2 separate regions of the Homo sapiens genome follow, and region 1 is linked to region 2. A link is an interaction called in ENCODE POLR2A ChIA-PET data of the cell type or tissue named here. Cell type or tissue: GM12878. All regions are shown on one strand.

Region 1 (8,000 bases), 170 kb after region 2:
AGTGTTGGGGTTACAGGCATGAGCCACTACATCTGGCCTAGATTCCCTTTAGCTTATTTGTAAAAGGGAAATAGCACGCAGGGTTTGACCCTCAGGCTCAGTGTTTGCCAAGCCCAGACTCAGAGGGCTGGTTCAAATTCAGATCTCTTAATTTTTAAGTAGATCTGGGATGGGGCTTGAGAATTTGCATTTCTAACAAGGTCCTGGGCCATGCTAATGCTATTGGTTTTGAGACAACATTCTGAGACTCACTGTTCTTTGCATTGACTTGGAAAATGTCCGTGATATATTAGGTTTGCAAAGCAGATGAATAGGGAATGATGAATTCATTGAACCTTACACCAGCAACATCTATACTCTCAGAGTCCTGGGAGAATTTCAGATTGTAAATCCTTACTTATTCAAAGATCTTACTGAGGTGGGAGGATTACTTGAGGCCAGGAGTTCATGACCAGTCTAGGAAACATAGTGAGACCCCCCATCTCTACAAAAAAAGAAAATCTTAAAAAAAAGCTGGTTAACAAACATAATGTGCAGTAATTTTTAAAATAAATTTTATATTTAATGATTTTTTTGTAGAAAGAGATGGGGTCTCACTATGTTGGCCAGGTTGGTCTTGAACTCTTGGCCTCAAGCAATCCTCCAGGCCTCTGCCTTCCATAGTGCTAGGATTACAGGTGTGAGCCACCATGGCTGGCCTCATGCAGTAATTTTTTTTTTTTTTTTTTTTGAGATGGAGTCTCGCTCTGTTGCCCAGACTGGAGTGCAGTGCCATGATCTTGGCTCACTGCAAGCTCCGCCTCCCAGGTTCACGCCATTCTCCTGCCTCAGCCTCCTGAGTACCTGGGACTACAGGCGCCCACCACCACGCCCGACTAATTTTTTTGTATTTTTAGTAGAGTTGGGGTTTCACCATGTTAGCCAGGATGGTCTCGATCTCCTGACCTTGTGATCTACCTGCCTCGGCCTCCCAAAGAGCTGGGATTACAGGCATAAGGCACCACGCCCAGCCTGCAGTAATATTTTTGTACCCAATTTTAGTCACTCCTTGGAGCATGACACCCTCACTCACACCTTTGCCCTCACCCCTCATGACTCAGTCTTTGAAAGGCACAAGAACGAGAAGTGGGGAAAACACTTTCCGGAAAATACACCCCTCCCCCTGCGAAGAGCCCCAAGGGGTAAGGAGAAGAGAAGAGAAGAGGGGAAGGGAGAAATTGGGGAAGCATCAGAGGTAAGGTAGGGGAGAACTTCTTGGGTGGGGTCCCCAAAACTGGACTTCTTTTTTTTTTGAGACAGGACCTCCCTTGTCGCCCAGGCTAGAGTACAGTAGCTCAATCATAGCTCACTGCAGCCTCAAAACCCTGGGTTCAAATGGTCCTCCCACCTCAGCCTCCCAAGTAGCTAAGACTACAGGCACCTGTCACCGTGCCTGGCTGATTTTTTTTTTCTGTAGAGACTGGGGGTCTCACTATGTTGCCCAAGCTAGTCTTGAACTCCTAGCCTCAAGCAGTTCTCCTACCTTGGCCTCCCAAAGTGCTGAGTTGACAGTGGTGAGCCATTGTGCTCAGACAAAAAAATAGACTTCTTGAGGCCTAAACAATTTGGAGGGTGTGAATGTGGGGGAGTCTTAGTTTAAATGTCACATGCCTTGGTCTCCAAGATGGCGGGAATGTGTCACATGTCTGGAGACCCCCATAACTGGTCATCAGAGCTTGGAGTGGGATCTGCAGAGGCCTCCAAAAAAACATATCCAGAGAAGAAGGGGAGGGTTCCTCACTCAAGAGTCTTAGTGAAGGCCGGGTGTGGTGGCTCGCGCCTGTAATCCCAGCACTTTGGGAGGCCGAGGCGGACAGATCGCGAGTTCAGGAGTTCAAGACCAGCCTGGCCAACATGGTGAAACCCCATCTCTACTAAAAATACAAAAATTAGCCAGGCATGGTGGTGCGTGCCTGTAATCCCAGCTACTTGGGAAGCTGAGGCAGGAGAATCGCTTGAACCCAGGAGGCGGAGGTTGCAGTGAGCCGAGACCACGCCACTGCACTCCAGCCTGGCAACAGAGTGAGACTCCGTTTCAAAAAAAAAAAAAAACAAAAAAAACAAAAAAAGAGTCTCAGTGTTGGAGGATCTGGGACTTAAAAGGGCTCTGGGCTGGACATGGTAGTTCACGTCTGTAATTCCAGCACTTTGGGAAGCTGAGGTGAGAGGATTGCTCGAGCCCAGGACATGGAGACCAGCCTGCAAAACATAGGGATACCCTCTTCTTTACAAAAAATTTCAAAAATTAGCTGGGCATGGTGACACATGCCTGTAGTCCCAGCTACTTGGGAGGCTGAGGTGGAAGAATGGCTTAAGACCACGAGTTTGAGGCTGCAGTGAGCCATGATCGCACTACTGCACTCCAGCCTGGGTGACACAGCAAGACCCAATCTCAACAAATAAATAAATAAAAAGAAAAAAATTATTTTAAAAAAGGAGCTCTGAGCCAGACGTGGTGGCTCACGCCTGTAATCCCAGCACTTTGGGAGGCTGAGGTGGGCAGATCACCTAAGGTCGGGAGTTCAAGACCAGCCTGATCAACATGGAGAAACCCCATCTCTACTAAAAATACAAAATTAGCCGGGGTGGTGTGGCACATGCCTGTAATCCCAGCTACTTGGGAGGCTGAGGCAGGAGAATCGCTTGAACCCAGGAGGTGGAGGTTGTGGTGAGCCAAGATCGTGCCATTGCACTCCAGCCTGGGCAACAAGAGTGAAACTCTGTCTCAAAAAAAATAAATAAATAAAAGGGAGCTCTGATCTTAGGAGATGTCAGAGTAGAGCCCTCGGGGTGAGAGCCCACTTTAGAGATCTGGAAAGCCAAGAAAGAAGAGTCAAGGATCCTGGGTGCCAGGTTTGGGAATCACTGAACCAGGAGCCCCAGACTTAAAGGGCAAAAAGCAGAGAATCCCTCCCAGGTTTGGGGGTGGCAAATGGGGTCACCATACCGGATCAGTGTGGCCCCAGCAGGCTCCACATTCAGCAGAGGCAGCAGCAGCAGCAAGGGTAGCAGCAGCAGTGGTGGAGACATTGCTGGGGAGCCGGGTGTGAACCCAGGCTTCCTAGTTTTCTTTCCCCTGTGACTCCACCCTGTTTATGCCCCACCTCCCGGTTTAGGAGGTGACCAGAACACGAGGTCTCTCAGCAGGTGACACAGGGGGACAAGGATGTTTTTGAAGATTTGTGCAGAGTATTTGTGTAGTGTCAACAAAAGTTGTATCCTGTGTCCTTAGTGCTCCTCATTCCCTACTTGGGGGGTGGTGGTCGTGGGGTGTCCTCTGCTGGGACTGCCTCCCACCCCCCATCCTTTAGCCTCTGTCACTTTTACTTCTCACTTTCACATCACTTTTCTGAGACTCATTAACCACAGTGTTTCCTTGGCCAAGTGGGAGGGACCAGCAGGTGTCTGTGAAGGGCCTGGGGAAGGGAGAGAGGAACTGATTATAAGCCTGCCCTCCCATATGAAGTGGGACTGCCTGCGTCTGAGGACCCAGACTCTTATTTGTAGGTGAAGTATGTTTCTTGTAAGCAACAAAACATTGGGTCTTCTTTTTCATCCATTCATCCGTTCTATATCTTTTTATTCGAGAGTTTAGTCCATTTACATTCAATGTTGTTCTTGATAAGGACGTCCTCCTGACATTTTGTTACTTGTTTTCTGGTTGTTTTGTAGTATTCTCTTCTTTCTGTCCTTCTTTCATGTTATTTATTTATTTATTTATTCATTTATTTTTGAGACAGAATCTCATTGTCGCCCAGGCTGGAGTGCCGTGGTGCAATCTCGGCTCACTGCAACCTCTGCCTCCTGGATTCAAGCGATTCTCGCCTCAGCCTCCCGAGTAGCTGGGACTACAGGCGCGTGCCACTGCACCTGGCTAATTTATGTATTTTTAATAGAGATTTGGTTTCATGATGTTGGCCATACTGATCTCAAACTCCTGACTTCAGGTGATCCACCCGCCTCAGCCTCCCAGAGTGCTGGGATTACACATGTGAGCCACCACACCTGGCCTCTGTTTTCCTTTTAGAGAAGATAATTTTCCTTGGTCATATGATTTAATTTTTTGCTTTTTTTTTTGTATCTGTTGTATGTTTTTTGATTTGAGGTTACCATGAGGCTTGCAAATATTGTCTTTTTTTTTTTTTTTTTTTGAGATGGAATCTCGCTCTGTTACCCAAGCTGGAGTGCAGTGGCTCGATCTCGGCTCACTGCAAGCTCTGCCTCCTGGGTTGACGCCATTCTCCTGCCTCAGCCTCCAGGGTAGCTGGGACTACAGGTGCCTGCCACCACACCTGGCTATTTTTTTTTTTTTTTTTTTGTATATTTAGTAGAGACGAGGTTTCACCGTGTTAGCCAGGATGGCCTCGATCTCCTGACCTCATGATCCGCCTGCCTTGGCCTCCCAAAGTGCTGGGGTTACAGGCGTAAGCCACTGTGCCCTGCCATAAATACTATCTTATAACCCATTATTTTAAGCTGACAACATAAACTTAACACTGTTTGCATAAACAAACCAACAAACCAACAAACAATAAGAAAATTAGTAAAAACTCTACACCTTCACTTTGTCCCCAACTTTTTAACTTTTTGTTGTTTGTATTTATATCTTATTGTACTGTCTATGTCTTGAAGCGTTGTTGTAGTTATTATTTTTGATTGGTTCATCCTTTAGTTTTTCTACTTAAGAGTTGTTCACACACCATAGTTATACTGTTACAATACACCATGTTTTTCTGTGTGCTTACTATTAGCAGTGAGTTTTGTACCTTCAGATGATTTTTTTTTTTTTTTTTGAGACGGAGTCTTGCTCTGTCACCCAGGCTGGAGTGCAGTGGTGCGATCTCAGCTCACTGCAAGCTCCACCTCCCGGGTTCATGCCATTTTCCTGCCTCAGCCTCCCGAGTAGCTGGGACTACAGGCACCCACCACCACATCCGGCTAATTTTTTTGTATTTTTAGTAGAGACGGGGTTTCACCGTGTTAGCCAGGATGGTCTCGATCTCCTGACCTCGTGATCCACATGTCTCTGCCTTCCAAAGTGCTGGGATTACACACGTGAGCCACCGCGTCTGGCCCAGATGATTTTTTATCACTCATTAACATGCTTTTCTTTCTGACTGAAGTACTCCCTTTAGCATTTCTTGTAGGACAGATCCGGTGTTGATGAAATTCCTCAGCTTTGTTTGTTCTGGGAGAGTCTTTATTTCTCCTTCATGCTTGAAGAATATTTTCACTGGATATGCTATTCTAGTGTAGCAGGACAAGCTGTGGAGAAAACCCCACAGACACCGAGATAGTGAAGGAAGTAGCTTTTAATCAGCTGGAAGCATCAGCAGACTAGCATCTTAAAATTCAAGCTTGTTGAGTGCACAATTTCTGTCGCTTTTAAGGGTTCACAACACTAAAGATTTTACATGAAAGGACCGTGATTGATTGAGCAATCTAGGGGGTATGTGACAGGGGCTGCATGCACCAGTAATCAGAGCAAAGCAGAACAGAACGAGAAGTTTCACAATGTCTTTCCATACAATGTCTGGAATTTATGGATAATCGGTTGCTAGGTCATGGGTTGAATTTTAACTATCAGGCTAAGGTCAGGCAGGCCCAGGCCTGGTTTTGGGTCTGGTTTTGGGTCTGGTGCATGGCGCCGGGCTGCCTGCCTTTGGTTTCGCTTCCTTGTTTCTTCTTAAAACAGGTACTGAGTATGAAACAATATAGAACAATATGGGGGGGTCTCTTTCTCTCTTCTCTCATTTCCCCGCTTTGAGACTCTCACTCATGGTATTAGTGGAAGTTCTCACTTTCATTTTTACTACTTATGTCTTCCTGTGCAATAGATTGATAGTGATTCAAATAATATACTCGTGCTGAAGCATTCTGGTGAACTAAGGTAGTGATGAAGCTTTTTATCATTTGAAGAAGTATAGGTAGCAAACAAGGGAGTAGTAAGCGGATTCCTATTACTATTATAACTCCTATTATAAGAGTTTTAAGCCCTCCTATTGCTGGGAACCAATTTCCAAACATGGCCTCAGGATCAAATCCGTGCCACACTCGCACTGTACATGTGCCAGTTTTGTTATATCTTTAACTATGTCTTCAACTACTTGCCCTTGATCATCTATGTGGAGACAGCAATTAGTAAGGTTAAATTTTCCACAAACTCCTCCTTCAGCTGCTAGCAAGTAGTCGAGAGCTAGTCTATTTTGGTAGATAGCATTCCTCATCTGAGTCTCTTGCCGGGCAAGAACAGTCAAGGCTTGACCAGTTTAATTAGTAATAATTTCTAAAACAGCTTGCAACTGTATGATTCAGTTGAGCATGTAGATGGGGGTCCAATATCCCTATGAGCCATCTTATGCCCAAGTGGCGGGCCCATAGTATTGTATAATTCTTTCAGGGGGCCATCATCATCTTTCCAGTTACCTATGGCTATGCTTCGTTTTTCACGGGAAGCATAGACAGGGAATCCTAAGAGTTTGTTGTTTTTATGGGCAGCAGGAAGAAAGATGGTTTAATAGTGCCAATTACACAGCTACCTGTCTACTGATCAGATAGCTTAGCATAAGCTCTATGTCCACATATCCAGTATAACCCAGTAGGGGCAGTCCAGTCCCAGTGGAATTCTGGGTGGGCCTAAACAGTCTGCAATTTTGGAAATTTACGGAATGGATTTTTTTCCGTGTAATTGGAACTCCACCATGTAACTGTTTTTGTGGTACCATTATACAGTTTTTGTCCAAGACAACTAACCTGTCCTACAGGATGAGTGAATTCTTTTCCTTCTCTAGCTATGCAACATTGTCCAATAATTGAGGCTTTTAGAACCCAGAAATTGTCAGGGTGGTTCTTTTGGGCCGAGAATTCATCAGGAACTGGGTCTGTAGGAACTCATTCTCGGGCTTCCCATGGCCACTGATCTCCTGTTACAGTTGCTCCACAAACAAAACACGAAGTGACTTTTAGAGACTGGGCTACATGCTCGGCTAACTGCAAAAACAAATGTCTAGTTTTTCCTGGAATTTCAGGCACTGGCACATTTTGTTCATCATAGAAAGTGTGAAATACTGGCTCTGGAGAGCATGTTCGAACCTCTCCTTTTATTAAAATGTTTACCCTAGGGTCTAGTCTTTTTCCATCAATGCCTAGAGATAAGTATTTTCCTTTTTTCTATTTTGGGTCTGAGGGGCTTGTGATTACTAATTTTAAAGGGTTGCAGCTTCCACTCATGCAGGACAGGCTTCCTTTCCCTTTTTGGAGCAAAACAGGATCTTTTTCATTTTTTTTTTCCCAAGTAGCCTAAATGACACAAGACCAGTACCCACATTCTTTTCCACACAATCCTGATTCATGACAGATGTACTTATTTTCGGTCATGTAGTTTTTTCCTAATTAAAAGAGCCACATCCTGCTCCTAACTTATTGCTATTAATGACAGCACAGCGTCAAATCTTAAGATTATGCATTTGGGCACCCCTTTTTCTTCTGTTCTGGCTAATACTTTACTTGTATCATTTATGAGTCCCTGCCAGTGTTCAGTCCTTAATCTTATTTCAAAAACTGTGGAAATGGGAGGTTCAGAGGGGTCATAGCACACATCGGGCTGGTCACTTCCTGGATCACAGACTTTGTACTGAGTGTTATTATACAAACATGTTCCTTTTGGAATTCCTAGGCCTTCATAATAACTATAGAACAAAAAGATTGTCTTAACTTGTTGTCCTACCTCAGTGACCTGAGGTATGCACTGAAAGCAGTCCTCTGTGTGGGAAGAAGCAGTGGAAGCTTTTACCACACAAGTCCGTGTTATAAGGAAAGTAAGTCCCACGACGATTTTCCTCATGCTTCGGCCGCGAATAGGCCAGTCAGCTTCCGGGTGTGACTGGAGCAGGGCTTGTCGTCCTCCTCAGGGTTACTTTGCAGGGATTGTCTAGGCCTGGTTTGGCCTCCCAGGTTCCAGT
Region 2 (8,000 bases):
TCTAGGTCTCTGTCTCCTCCCTGGGTCTCTGTCTCTCTCTCTCTCTCTCTCTCTCTCTGGGTCTCTGTACTCCCCTGTCTCTGGGTCTCTGTCCCCTCCCCCTTCTGGGTCTCTGTTCCTCTCTCTCTCTCTGAGTCTCTGTCCCCCTCTCTTTGGGTCTCTGTACCAACTCTCTCTGGGTCTCTGTACCACCTCTCTCTGGGTCTCTGCCCTCACAGTCTCTCTGGGTCTCTTTTTTTTCCTCTCTCTCTCTCTCTGTCCCTCTTTCTCTGGGTCTCTGTCCCTATCTCTCTGGGTGTTTGTCCCCTTCCTCTCTGAGTCTCTATCCCCTTTCTCTGGGTCTCTGTCCCCCCAACCCTCTGGGTCTCTGTCCCTCTCTGTCTGGGTCTCTGTCCCCCCCTCTCTCTCTGGGTCTCTATCCCTCTCTCTCTGAGTCTCTGTCCCCCTCTCTCTGGTTCTCTGTCCCCCTCTCTCTCTCTGGGTCTCTATCCCTCTCTCTCTGAGTCTCTGTCCCCCTCTCTCTGGTTCTCTGTCCCCCTCTCTCTGGGTCTCTATCCCCTGTCTCCTATCTCTGCCCCTCTCCCTGTGTCTCAGTGCTTTGTCTCCTTTTTCCTGTCTTGCTCCTCCCTCCCTCCCTCCCTCTGTCTGTCCCTCCCTCCCTCCCTTCATTTCTTCCTTCCTTCCCTCCCTCCCTCTCTCCCTCCCTTCTTTCCCTCCCTCCCTCCCTTCTCTCCTCCCTTCCTTCCTTTCCTCTTGCCTGCCTGCCTTTCAGACTCTGTTTGAGAACCCCATGTTCTGTGTGACATTGGGCAGGAGGCTTCCTCTCTTTGTCCCTCAGTTTCCTCACTGCACCATGGCACTCACTGGGCTGACCTGAAACTGAAGGGAATCACTGTGTGTCCTGGACACCTGGTATTAGTGGACGCTGAACCAAACCCACGGCCCACATGGGTTGAGAGTGTGGACTCTGTGCCAGGCCACATGCCAAGGCCTAGCGCCTCCTTTCATCCTCACGGTGTGCTGTAAGGGAAGCAATGGCATTGTCCCCATCTACAGATGAGGATGATGAGGTTGTACAACTTGCCCCAAATCGGACAGTGAGTAGGAGGCAGGGCGAGAACTTGAACTCGGGCTGCCCGGCCTCAGAGCCTGTGCTCTAACCCTACGCTGTGAGGGTTTCATATTGGCTGTTACGTGTATCGGTAATCGGGATTTCCCAACGTCAGCGCTACTGACGTTTGGGGCTGGATGATCCGTCCTTGTAGGCCCCGACCTGTGCACGGTATAGGATGTGGGCAGCATCTCTGGCCTTTACTCACTAAATGCCAGCAGCACCCGCACTCCCAGCTGTGACAACCATAGATGTCCGTAGATAATGCCAAAAGTCCCCCACCTGTGAATCACTGTATTCAACACAGTGTGCAGGATCAAGAATACACGGTACTGGCCGGGCGCGTGGCTCACGCCTGTAATCCCAGCACTTTGGGAGGCTGAGGCGGGCGGATCACGAGGTCAGGAGATCGAGACCATCCTGGCTAACAAGGTGAAACTCCGTCTCTACTAAAAATACAAAAAAAAAAAAAAAAAAATAGCCGTGTGTGGTGGCGGGCGCGTGTAGTCCCAGCTACTCGGGAGGCTGAGGCAGGAGAATGGTGTAAACCCGGGATCGCGCCACAGTACTCCAGCCAGGGGGACAGAGCAAGACTCCATCTCAAAAAAAAACAACAAAAAACAAACAAACAAAAAATACATAGGCCAGCGAGGACTCAACCAAAATAAAAAAATCTGAAGTCCTTTGGGCTTCAGAAAACACCATCCAGAAAGTGAATGGACAGCAATATAATATAAAAATATATTTACAACCGGGTGCTCATGCCTGTAATCCCAGCACTTTAGGAGGCCGAGGTGGGTGGATCATTTGAGGTCAGGAGTTCAGGAACAGCCTGGCCAACATGGCAAAACCCTGTCTCTACTAAAAATACAAAAATTAGCTGGGTGTGGTGGTGCGTGCCTGTCATCTCGGCTACTTGGGAGGCTGAGGCAGGAGAATTGCTTGAACCCAGGAGGCGGAGGTTGCAGTGAGCTGAGATTGCACCATTGCACTCCAGCCTGGGCGAGAAAGCAAGACTCTGTCTCAAAAAAAAGAAAAATTAAAAAAAAAAAAGAAAATGCTCTGGAATTAGATAGTGGTGATAGTTGTGCAAACATGAATATACTAAAACCCACCGAATTGCACGTTAAAATGGTGAATTTTATGGCATGTGAATTATATTTTTAAAAAAGTTTAAAAGGTAGTTTTTTTTTTTAAAGAGTGTGGGCTGTAGTGTCAGGATCCCAGCTTTGCCCCTTATGAACTGTGTGACCTGTGCATATCCCCCCGTACCTCAGCGTCCTTGTCTGTAAAATGAAGACAACATTAGCATCTCTACAATAGTTTCGCTGTGAGGGGCAAATGGGATGATGAATTTAAAATCCTTGTACACAGACATCGTTCTGTAAATGTGAGCTGGGAGCACAGAGGTATGGCCTGTGAGTCACCTGAAAATTCTGTTTGGTGAGAACTCAGCTCACATCCTCTCTCCCACTAGCCCCTGGCCCCAACCTGCCTCCAGTCCACCTCCCAGCCAGGAAAGTTTTATACTGTATGCATGCACTACTTTGGACCAAAATCTAGGGCCTTTCTTTCTTTTTTTTTTTCTTTTCTTTCTTTCTTTTTCTTTGGAGACAGTCTGGCTCTGTCGCCCAGGCTGGAGTGCAGTGGCATGATCTCGGCTCACTGGAATCTCTGTCTCCCAGGTTCAAGCGATTCTCCTGCCTCAGCCTCCCAAGTAGCTGGGACTATAGGCATGTGGCACCATGCCCGGCTAATTTTCTGTATTTTTAGTAGAAATGGGGTTTTACCACATTGACCAGGCTGGTCTCGAACTCCTGACCTCAGGTGATCCACCCGCCTTGGCCTTCTAAAGTGCTGGGATTACAGGTGTGAGCCACTGAGGCCGGCCTCTAGAGCTTTAATTTTTATTTTTAGAGATGGGGTCTCACTATGTTGCCCAGGCTGGTCTTGAACTCATGGCCTCAGGCGATCCTCCCACCTCGGCCTCCCAAAGTGCTAGGATTACAGGTTCGAGCCACTGTGCCTGGCCAGGGCTTATTTTATGCCACAACACTGCATAGGAAAGAAAAATCTTAAAGATTGTAAGGCATCATGCAATCATGAAAAGCTAATTATTTTCTGTACCTCCAAGACCAAAGGTTTTAATCTCAACCTAAAAAAACCCCAGTCATGGAACATGCATTAAATATTTGACATAATGAGTGCCTAGATGTGCTTTTGAGTTGTAGAGCTATTTGGCTATTAAAAGTACATTCAGCCTGGTGGCTCCTGCCTGTAATCCCAGCCCTTTGGGAGGCTGAGGTGGGCAGACCTTGAATCTAGGAGTTTGAGACAAGCCTGGGCAACACAGGGAGACCCTGTTTCTACCAAAAAAAAAGAAAAAGAAAAAAAAAAAGCTGGATGTGGTGGCTCACAGCTGTGTTCCCAGCTACTTGGGATGCTGAGGTGGGAGAATCCCTTGGGCCTGGGAGGTCAAGGCTGCAGTGAGCCATGATCACACCACTGCACTCCAGCCTGGGTGACTGGGTGAGATCCTATCTCAAAAAGCAAGAAAAGAGAAAAGGAAAAAAGGGAGGAAGGAAGGAAAGAAGGAAAGAAGGAAGGAAGTGAGGGAGGGAGGGAGGGAGGGAGGGAGAGGGAGGGAGGGAGGGGAAATAATCCAGCCTCAGGGGCATTTCCAAGGAAAATGCTGTCCTGGTCACAGGACACTGCTCCACCCATGGCTGAGGCAATTGTCCCTCCCTCACAGATCTTATCAGACTGCAGGATGGTATCGGTTTCTCTTTCCCTTGAGGACTCAGCCCTCCCCACCTCAGACAGCGACCGCTCTAGGCCGGAACCTTATCTGAGCTCCCTAGGCCTCCAGAACCCACCCGTTTCTAGCCACACGGTAGACATGCCTGTTTCATGCGCACACTCATTCATAGACACAGCACATGCACCACCTCTATGCCAGGCACAGTTCTAGACACGGGGGCTACACCAGTGACCAGCTCAGACTCAAACCCCTGGAGCTATGTTCTAATAAAATAAGCACATGAAATATATAGTATATTTCATGGTCTTCGGCACTAAGGGGAAATAAATAAAGCAGATAGGGAGGGTGGGAGGAGGTGGCAGGAGGTGCTGTTAATTTCCAGGGTTCTGCAGAGGAGAGGAGACCTCACCAAGAAGGTGATATTCAGGTAAAGTCCGGAAGGAAATGAGGAGCAAATCACAAGGTCATCCCAGGGAAGAGCCTTCTGGGCAGAGGAAACAGCAAATGCAAAGGCCCTGGGGTGAGAACGTGCCTGGCCTTTTTTTTTTTTTTTTTTTTTTTCTGAGACAGAGTCTCACTCTGTCGCCCAGGCTAGAGGGCAATGGTGCAATCTTGGCTTACTGCAACCTGCGCCTCCTGGATTCAGGCGATTCTCCTGCCTCAGCCTCCCAAGTAGCTGGAATTACAGGCATGGCCACCATACCCGACTAATTTTTGTATTTTTAGTAGAGACGGGGTTTTGCCATGTTGGCTAGGCTGGTCTCGAACTGCTGACCTCAGGTGATCCACCCACCTTGGCCTCCCAAAGTGCTGGGATTACAGGTGGAAGGATCGCTTAAGCCCAGGAGTTCAAGACCAGCCTGGGCCACATAGAGAGATCCCATCTTCACAAAAAATACAAAAATTAGCCAGGGGTGGTGCATGCCTATAGTCCCACTTACTTGGGAGGCTGAAGTGGGAGGATTGCTTGAGGCTGAAAGTTCGAGTGTAGCACCTGTTCTGTGCATACACTTTGTGTCCTTCTGCCACAGGACCTTTGCACATGCTGACTCTTCTGCCTGGACCACCTTACTCTCCCATTCTACCTAATAACCCCTACTCATCTTTCAACTTAAAGCTCAATGAGGACACCTTCTAAGGGAACACCTTGGGATGGTCCTGACAAGGTCAAATTCCTCTGTTAGATGTTCTCAGAACACTATGCATTTTTCCATGGTAGCCCTCAGCAGGGAGGGGAGTTTACATTTTTGGGTGTGACTGCCTGATTAATGATGGTCTTCCCCACCTGAACGTAAGCTCCACGTGGACATGAACTTGCTCCCTGCTGTGTCCCCAGCCCCTCGAACAATACCTGGTACACAGTAGGGGCTCAATAAATATTTGTCAGATGAATGAGTGAATGTATGAATGAGAAAAATAACAAGAATGCAGGCTAACAACTAATGAGCTCAGACAGGAAGGGATAAATACAAGCCACGTTGCAAAGGAAGAATGGGTGAGAGATGGATTTGGAGAGAGAATAATAATGACCTGGCTGGGGCCGGCTGTGGTGGCTTACGCCTGTAATCTCAGCACTTTGGGAGGCCAAGGCGGTGGATCACGAGGTCAGGAGATCGAGACCATCCTGACTAACATGGTGAAACCCTGTCTCTACCAAAAACACAAAAAATTAGCCAAGCGTTGTGGCGGGCGCATGTAGTCCCAGCTACTTGGGAGGCTGAGGCAGGAGAATGGCGTGAACCCGGGAGGCGGAGCTTGCAGTGAGCCGAGATGGCGCCATTGCACTCCAGCCGGGGTGACAGAGCAAGACTCCATCTCAAAGAAAAAAAAAAAAGACTAAACTAAGCTGTGCCTGTGTGCAAGGAATGTGCATGACTGGCAAGAAATGTGCCTTGTCAGTCCCAAGATGGAGCAGAACTGAAAATGGGGTTATTCTGGCTCTCCTGGGCTCCTGTTTCCTTAATGCTTCTGGTCCACGGATCACATCTCAGGAGTAAGGCTCCAGGGCTGGGTTTCTCAGCCGGCGCTGTTGACATTTGGGGCCATACAATTCTTTGTTGCTGGGGGCTGTGCTGTGTGTTGAAGGATGTTGAGCAGCATCTTTGGACTCCACTTTTGTTTTTTTTTGTTGTTGTTGTTGTTTTTGAGACAAGAGTCTTGCTCTGTCGCCCAGGCTGGAGTGCAGTGGCCTGATCTCAGCTTACTGTAACCTCCATCTCCTGGGTTCAAGAGATTCTCATGCTTCAGCCTCCCCAGTAGCTAGGATTACAGGCATGCACCACCAAACCCGGCTAATTTTTTTTGTATTTTTAGTAGAGACGGGGTTTCACCATGTTACCCAGGCTGATCTCCATCTCCTGACCTCAGGTAATCCGCCCACCTCGGCCTCCCAGAGTGCTGGGATTACAGGTGTTAACCAACGCATCCAGTCTTGGCCATTTTAGATGTCAGGGGACCTCCCCACCAGCCAGGAAAATCAATCAAAACTGTCTCCAGACATTGCAACGTCCCCTGAGGGACACTATTTCTCCTGTTTGAGAATCACTGATCTGATATGATCATACCTATAGCAGTCAGAATGAAATGTGTTGTGTTGTGTTGCAGGAATAAACCAACCCCAAATCTCAGAGACATGAAACAGCAGAGATATGCTTCTTACTCATGCTAATGCCCATCACAGCCAGCTGAGGACTCTACCTCCACAGCTTCAGAGTTCTGACTATCGAACCCAGGCTAACAAATCAGCCACTCGTGGGACATTGCTTCCAGTTACTAAGGCTGAGAAGCCAACGTGCCTAAATCCTCCAGTGCCAATGAAATGACACGTATTCCTGGTCTCATTTCATTGGCTCAAGCAAGTCACATGACAGGAAGTACAATCTTATATGCTCAGAGGAGCAAACAACAAAATATCTGTGAACGGTCTATTGCAATGTACCAACATTTGCATATAAGTATTCACACTATCTGCCGGACGCGTTGGCTCACGCCTATAATCCCAACACTTTGGGAGGACGAGGCAGGTGGACCATTTGAGGCCAGGAGTTTGAAACCAGCTTGGCCAACATGGTGAAACTCCATCTCTTCTAAAAATAGAAAAAAAAACTTAGCCGGGTGTGGTGCAGACGCCCGTAACCCCAGCTACTCGGGAGGCTGAGGCAGGAGAATCGCTTGAACTTGGGAGACGGAGGTTGCAGTGAGCCGAGATCGTGCCATTGCAGTCCAGCCTGGGCGACAAGAGTGAAACTCTGTCTCAAAGAAAAAAAAAAAAAAGAATTCATATTATCTTATTAAAGTTATTTTACCTTATTTCTCCTTTATCTTACGGTTATTTGATTTTTTTTTCTTTTTGAGACGGAATCTTGCTGTGTCACCCAGGTTGGAGTGTAGTGGCATGATCTCGGCTCACTGCAACCTCCGGCTCCCGGGTTCAAGCAATTCTCCTGCCTCAGCCTCCCGAGTAGCTGGGACTACAGGCGCCTGCCACCACGCCCAGCTAATTTTTTTTTCTTTTTTTTCAGTAGAGATGGGGTTTCACGTGTTAGCCAGGATGGTCTCGATCTCTGACCTCACGATCTGCCCGCCTCGGCCTCCCAAATTGCTGGAATTACAGGCTTGAGCCACTGCGCCCAGCCTATTTCTCCTTTATCTTAAAGTTATTTGATTTTTTAAAGTTATGTGTGTAAATAGTTTAGATTACCCATGGACTTTATTCCAGCAGAGTACAGAGGAAAAACAGGACATTTGTAATAAAAGGGGGACCTTGGCATACCCAACCATGATGCACATGTATGTTCACCAAAATCCACGTACTAAAACACGGATTGGCTAACTACAGGGGCTAAATTCAGTCTACAGCCCGTTCTTTTATGAGCCAGAGCTAAGAATGGTTTTTGTTTTTAAAGGGTTGTAGGCTGGGCACGGTGGCTCACGCCTCTAATCCCAGCACTTTGGGAGGCCGAGGCAGGCGGATCACGAGGTCAGGAGTTCGAGACCAGTGCGGCCAACATGATGAAACCCCGTCTCTACTAAAAATAGGAAAATTAGCAGGGCATGGTGGCGGGCACCTGTAATCCCAGCTACTCGGGAGGCTGAGGCAGAATTGCTTGAAACCAGAAGGCAGAGGTT

The links. Peaks named below come from ENCODE experiments on the same cell type or tissue, not always from the same donor. Only the 100,000 strongest peaks of a DNase experiment are listed, where the experiment ranks them.
Region 1: POLR2A ChIA-PET joins it to region 2 with 5 read pairs; 1 of 35 experiments calls an interaction of 5 or more read pairs at or near these places.

Annotation. Positions count from the first base shown.
Region 1 is chr19:50,341,687-50,349,686 of GRCh38, forward strand. The region is part of intron 2 of LOC105372437 (a long non-coding RNA gene); the gene reads left to right. It also overlaps the pseudogene NAPSB. Among named protein-coding and RNA genes, the nearest start is that of KCNC3, 16 kb to the left of the region's middle. RefSeq lists enhancers at 883-1,122, 2,953-3,002, 5,635-5,784. In GM12878, no CTCF peak of the experiment used is centred here; DNase peaks (open chromatin) are centred at 1,090, 3,395, 5,595 and 5,825; H3K4me3 peaks cover 4,022 bases; H3K27ac peaks cover 6,075 bases.
Region 2 is chr19:50,169,392-50,177,391 of GRCh38, forward strand. All of the region lies in intron 2 of LOC124904746 (a long non-coding RNA gene), which reads right to left. Among named protein-coding and RNA genes, the nearest start is that of IZUMO2, 10 kb to the left of the region's middle. In GM12878, no CTCF peak of the experiment used is centred here; a DNase peak (open chromatin) is centred at 3,930; H3K27ac peaks cover 435 bases.